2 separate regions of the Homo sapiens genome follow, and region 1 is linked to region 2. Evidence: chromatin contacts called from ENCODE Hi-C or POLR2A ChIA-PET data. All regions are on one chromosome and are shown on one strand. Each heading gives the region's core, a stretch centred on a gene start or an enhancer-like site at or near the end of the contact. The rest is flanking DNA. Distances are from core to core; before and after follow the strand shown. Region 1 overlaps SYN2 (synapsin II). Region 2 overlaps PPARG (peroxisome proliferator activated receptor gamma).

Evidence for each region. Hi-C counts contacts between places; a loop is a spot of excess contacts on that map. ChIA-PET counts read pairs that join two places held with the same protein, here RNA polymerase II (POLR2A). Pooled maps may share reads with other maps.
Region 1: a loop to region 2 is called in a map of CD14-positive monocyte, with 2.0 times the contacts of the local background. The contact joins two enhancer-like sites. A Hi-C loop is called at or near these places in 1 of 168 maps with a recorded cell type or tissue (CD14-positive monocyte), 2 of 37 single-sample maps with no recorded cell type and 9 of 50 pooled maps. POLR2A ChIA-PET finds 5 or more read pairs at or near these places in 1 of 52 experiments (activated T-cell).

Annotation. Positions count from the first base shown.
Region 1 is chr3:12,176,302-12,179,580 of GRCh38, forward strand. All of the region lies in intron 10 of SYN2 (synapsin II), which reads left to right. Among named protein-coding and RNA genes, the nearest start is that of TIMP4, 19 kb to the left of the region's middle. RefSeq lists an enhancer at 1,850-3,049. Within about 2 kb of position 1,935, at least 12 of the 41 ENCODE cell types and tissues checked have a DNase peak (open chromatin) inside an H3K27ac peak, as active enhancers do; they include CD14-positive monocyte, where a contact is called at or near this core.
Region 2 is chr3:12,392,583-12,395,651 of GRCh38, forward strand. PPARG (peroxisome proliferator activated receptor gamma) reads left to right here. Exons shown (of 8, transcript NM_138711.6): 5 at 32-170. Among named protein-coding and RNA genes, the nearest start is that of TSEN2, 90 kb to the right of the region's middle. RefSeq lists enhancers at 2,886-2,935, 2,986-3,069. Within about 2 kb of position 1,514, at least 2 of the 41 ENCODE cell types and tissues checked have a DNase peak (open chromatin) inside an H3K27ac peak, as active enhancers do; they include CD14-positive monocyte, where a contact is called at or near this core.

The DNA.
Region 1 (3,279 bases), core at 685-3,184, 220 kb before region 2:
ATGTGGCTAATGTTTTTTTCATTTCTCATTATACTGGTTCCACTCTTTTTATTTTCCTGTAAAATTCTCCAGAGCCAGAAGGCTGAATTGCTCATGCAGGAATTTCAGACACTGACGGGCTGAGGTGGGAACTGGTCTCTCTTCAGTGCCCCTCATTTATGCCACAGAGCTGGCTTCCCGTTTGGCTGGTGGGTTAGACCCATGGGGAATGATTCTAAGACTTATTCTTTGGAAGCATTCATATACATTTGGTGTCCAGAATGAAAATGAACCTCTTCTCCTACCCTGAGCTGATCAGAGCACATCTGAAATGTTTCCAGTCTGAGGGTCACAGTATAACAAGGACAAACTCTAACTCCGATCAGAATGTGCTCAGAGGAGAGAAACCAGGAGGTTGAGGCATTTGGCAAATCTATGTTATGAGTAAAAGTTAAAGGAATTGCAGTTGAATAGCAGACATCTCAATGAGTGCATTAATTAATATCTTTAGCTCTCTGATGCCGCCATGGAGTAGAACTGATTCCAAAAGGCAAATCTGTTAGCAGACAGGTTTTGACCCAGTGTAGGGAGTAAACTCTCTAACACTCAGAAACGGCATGCGGCTGCCACATTGTTGCTGATGTTCAAGCAGGAGCAGGATGAGCAGCTTGTAAGGCACATGGTGAAAGGGGAGGGCTGGGGACTGGGGCTGTTGGAGCAGGTAACTTATAAAATCTCCTTCCAAGCCTGACATGCTGAGATCCAGACTGTGTGCAGCCATGGGACCTGGAAAAGGCTGTGATGAGAATTCAGAATTGAAGGACTGAGGCTGAATAACCTCTGGTGTCTGGTGGGACATTCTACCAGTCCTTTTTTGTACTGGTTCTCTGGTATGAAGAGAAACAGAACACATTTCCAGCTAGGTTTTTCCAGCCACAAAGGCTCTGAAACAAGCTTGTCTAACCTGCAGCCCAGGATGGCTTTGAATGCGTCCCAACACAAATTCATAAACTTCCTTAAAACATTATGAGATATTTTGCAATTTTTTTAGCTTATCAGCCATTGTTAGTGTTAGTGTATGTGTGGCCCAAGACAGTTCTTCTCCCAGTGTGGCCCATGAAAGCCAAAAGATTAGCCACCCGTGTTCTAAAATATGAGGTCTCCTGAGTGCAAGAAGACCAAGCCTAAGAAGGGGTTTCTTCACTCTGAGAAGTGGAGTCTAAAGGGCTGTCCAGTTAGGGAGGGGTCTCTGATCCCCGGCATGGGACTAACAGGGCTTCACTTGAGCTCAGAAGAGGTAAATTTAGGACAAATGAAAGGCCTTCCTGCTTCCCACAGCAGGAATGGCTTTAGCAAATTTCTTCCCCAGTGAGTATAAGCTGAGAATGTGAGGAGATTTGGGGCAGGTTCAGATAAAGCCACTAGTGACTAGATCCCTTAACAGACTATTAAGAGAAACTAACTATTCTGGGACTGTCTTAACTTTTCAGGGACATCTTTAATCATTTGAAGCTGACATTCTGACCTTGAGTGACCTGCCCCTCAGTGCCCCCAGAAGACTCAGGGACTGCCCCCATGGGATATTTCTTGGGTTCTAGGTTATGGGAGGGCCCCACTCCAGGAGATGAGCTCTGCAAGCAGAGAAGCAACTCCCCCCAGGAGGGAAGGAGAAGCGGCTCATCCCTGGGCACCTTTTAGAACCTTTTGGAGGAAGGAAGGTGGGCGCTGGTGACTGCAGGGGCAAGCCCAGAAAGATCCCAAGGTGCCTCAAAACATGCGGTCCCCTTTGCACCGACTAAACCTACAACCTCCTGACCACATTCTTTCCCGCTGCCTCATTCTCCCTGGGGTCCTAGACCAGGGAGCGGGGCCTGGGGGAGCTGATCAGAATAGTTCTGTGGCGTGTCCGGCAAGGAGCTTGGCCTGGCCTCTTTCCTGGGGCCAGACCCTGGGACCCTTTCCCAATTTCCTGTCTCAGATATGCTGAGCAAGCACAGGCCTTCCTCCTTGGTTGGGGCAGCTGGTCTCAGGCCAACAGCTCACAAGTGTTGAGTCACTCAATGTCTTTCCTTCCTCAGCTTTCCATCCTGCTGGGACTTCAGGAGCTCCTTTCTCCAGCTTGTCTGCCGAAAGCCACAGGATGGCATTTTAAAGTTACCTTTGACAAAAACCCACAAACCCTCATCCATGGGCTTGGTTTCTGTCACAGGCCAGTGATTTCCTTTCCAATCATCTCAAGAGCTAATATTTACCATTTCTGCAAGGACCTTGCTGGAACTAAGCAATATACAGAAGGCATGGTATAACCCAGACCAGAATTCCCTGCACATGAAACTGCTATGCATCAGGTGACAGGAAACCACACAACAATATCTTCTCCACTGATGCACGAAATTCTAACATTAGACCTCCCTTCCTTTGGATTGATATTTATTTTTTAAATAGTAGTAGGATGCTCACTTACATTGCCTAACACTTTACAGTTTACAAAGCACACTCTTTAGTTTAAGCCTAACAATCCTTATTTAAGATGTCTTGGGCTGGCAAATGTATCTTTGTTTCACATATCAGCAAAGAGAAGGCAACTGCCTTGCCCAAGGTCACACAGCTGCTAAGCAGGAGAGCTGGATCTTCTGGGCCCCAATTCAGGGAGTTCTCCACAATACTGTGCACCATGCCCTTTTGGTGCTCCCACATCAGCAGAGGCGAAGGTAAGAATGGAATGAGCTGGGCATTTGTGACTCTATATCTCTACGTAAGGAAAATCCTTGCATTCCTCCCTTAACAAGTGGTGGACCTACCAACCTGGAGGAGTCTTGAGCTTCACCAGCTCTCTCCTTCCTCCCTGGCTTCTCTGATCACTAAGCCCAGTAGATTCAGCGTAGCAGGATACCAGCCCAATTAGCTTTGATGGAAGCGGCACACTCTCCTTGCCAAGCTCCTGAAAGCCTATACCTGCAAGACATCTCTGCACAGGTCCAATAACCCTAGGGGTCTTGCTGAGTTTAAGACTCTGTAGCTGGTCCAGGCTGGTCTGGAACTCTGTAGCTAAGAAGGGATTGTCTCAGTTCTCACACACCGGAAGAACTGAAAGAAAAAAAAAAAAAAAAAAAAAAAGCATAAACGAATTCATGGAAGCCTAGAGCCAGAAGGGCCTGTAGAAGTCATGTGCCTGCAGCTACATGAGCCCCCCTAACCAAAGTTTGTCCAAGCACTGCTGAAATACCTCTCATGCCAGGAAGCTCACTACTACCCAAGCCAGCCCTTGACACTATTCAGATTTATATTTGACTAATTTCA
Region 2 (3,069 bases), core at 264-2,763:
TAAAATTTGCTTCTTTTTTATCCCTTTGCAGGGTTTCTTCCGGAGAACAATCAGATTGAAGCTTATCTATGACAGATGTGATCTTAACTGTCGGATCCACAAAAAAAGTAGAAATAAATGTCAGTACTGTCGGTTTCAGAAATGCCTTGCAGTGGGGATGTCTCATAATGGTAAGTAAACAGTCATCACCATATACTTTATTATTCTCATTATAGCTGCCAGACCAGTGGACACTAAAGCCATTGCCAAAAATGTGTACAGTTTTTCCACCAAATGCCAGAATTTAGAATATTGCATGGCGATAAAACATTTCTCTTTTAGGTCAGTGTTTTTAAAGTTTTATTATAGAACCTTTCTCTCTGTGGTTGGGCATCTGCCATGAGGAGAAAAGAGACTTGAAAAATCTGGGGGATTATGGGAAAAACTTTAGTGTTAGAACAAATATAATGATCATCATGATTAATTTTTATATTGCCTCATGCATTAAAAACAGAATTAAAATTTACTTTTGTGTATCAGTAGTGTCGTTCTGCTTTAAATGTAAGAAAATCCTGAAGATGTCTGGGTCTGAAACTTTAAATGGCATATGAGAATTTAGATTCATTTAATTTTTTTTTTTTTTTTTTTTTTTTGCTGTTTATTATGCAAAGACGAGTATTCGTTTCCTTCACTTCAAGGAACGTCCATGAGTTGTGGAAAGGGTAAAACAAATTATTTTTATAGTTCTGCAAAACTTCAAAGCCATAGAAACATAAGAGAATAAAACTTTCTACTTTTGAAACCTGTGTCTAAAGTCAAGCTTATGACTTTGGGTGTCAACTTAAGGGAAATGATGTAGAAGACCTGAGAAAAGACCCATGTTTTCATGATCTGTGGAACTAACTCAGTAAGGTCCTGGAAGACAAACGTGTTTGAAAAAATAATTCTTGGTCACTATTTGGTTCTGATTGGTTGCCTGGCTGACAAAATAAATTTTAGGTGTAACTTGATAGTATTATATGTGTCTAGTATTAATCAGTTATTTTCAATGCACTCAAGGAATAAAAAATGCCAACATGATCAAATTAAATTTGAAGTTTCATTTCATCAGCTATCCTATTTTTTCTTTCTTTTGTTTTCATCTCTCTCAAAACTGATCTAGTAAGAAGGCAGTCTTCATCTATATGTACTCTAAAGCATCTGAGAAAATTAAATTTTTGCTCTATCATGCAGATACTTGGTTTTCACAGTGGAAACCATCAAGATATTTGAGAGTCACTCATTGATTAATAACCTACCCTTTAAAAATAGTTCACAAAATTCTATCTGTATGATTACTAATGGGTCAGTTCCTCTAAAGGCAAGAATGTATTTTGAATAGAGCTATCAGCAGTACTGAACAGGATGGAAATTTGGTCCAACTTTCCTCAACAATTGACTACATCTGCTGTATACAACTGTAGTCATGGATTGCAAAATAATTTGCTGGTTCAGTTCCATCAGTTTCCTTTTTATTTCAGACCTCATAAAACATAAGGGCAAGCTTCCAAGTCAAGGGTTGTATTTTAGGTGATGCAATCAAGTTGCAATAAACTTATTTCATCTTCATGAAGAAATCATTGACTTTGAGGTCATTATCACTGAGACAGCCTAGGAAAGCATGCCAGTTCCGCTTTTAACACTAATTTTTGCCTATTAAAAAATTATCACTTCACACATTCATGTAAAATATAATTCCTGTTACTTACAGGCAGTGCATACATTGATGTAAAATATATTTCCTGTTGCTTACAGGCATTGCATACGTTTACTTAAAATCAATCTGCAATTGCTTATTGTTTATAGGCAAATATTATTTAAACCCCAACCTATGTAGTATGGATGGTATAATTTTCTCCTCCCATAAATGTCAAAGAAAGCTATCATAAACTTGATAGGTCATATTTTGACTTCATATGACAATTTATTTTATTTCTAGAGAGGGTCAATCTTGATAGGGAGTGTTTGTTCAGTTCTAGCAAAAGCAAGAAAATATATGAATTAAGTGTCATGACATCAGAGACTTAGGCAGTTCAACACTTAAAAAATTGCAAACATAACTAAGAAAACCTCAGAGGTTTTTATGGGAGTTTGTTTGCTGCACAGAAAATAAACATCAGACTAACAACAAGGTTTTGATTAGTTTTGCCTGTTAGCTGTATGAAGAAAACATTTCTAAATACAAAGTTTTCTAGGAAGTTGAGTCACTATTTAAAATCCATTGCTTTGACCAATGTGAAGCCAACAGGGTTTTCATTCATATAGAATGCCTTTTTATCAAAAGAGGCTCTGAGTGTTATACCAAAATCAGCACCCAGCTGTTTTCAGTATGCGCAAGAAAACATGAACGTCCCCCAAAGCAAATGTACTCCATTCCGTGTTAACCTTATTTCTGCTCCCTGGTCTCTGATTAGTCTGGTTGATGAATGTAGCTTCCCCTTTGGCCATGCACTCACAGCTTTGAAGGAGGCTTCTGAAGGAACTGGTAGGGAACCCTAGGGGCTCTTGCTAATGTTGTTGGATAGTCACTGAAATCAGTGATCACCATGTCCTTTCACTTTGAAAATTCTATGATTCTGTATAATCAAACAACCTAACTCACTGGATTTTTCACTTTTCAACCAGCTATTCCGTGTCTTACAGTGCTCTGGTCTTCACAGATAGGTAGGCACCTGGCATGTCAGTTGCCTGAATTTGAAAGTTTTCACCTGTATGTTTTGGTACGATAAAAATAAAAATGTAATTTATATATCTGAATCAGGTCTGTATGTTATGATCAATTGCTCAGCAATTTCGGGCAGTTGGTTTGATGGTTATGTAGTAATGTAGCCTGAGAGCAGAAATACAGAGCCTCTGGGCTAGAGAAAGTATAAATGGCATCCTAGGCTATGTAGGGTTACAGCTCTTCAGAAGGAACTTTCATTTTCATTGTGACACATCGTCTACATGTTGTAGAAGAACATAGTTTCAGAATTCTTCCAGTTAGAAACATAGTTTCTCAAATATTCACTTTCAGCATTGGGTAGAAAAAGTACCCAGGTGATGGACTGA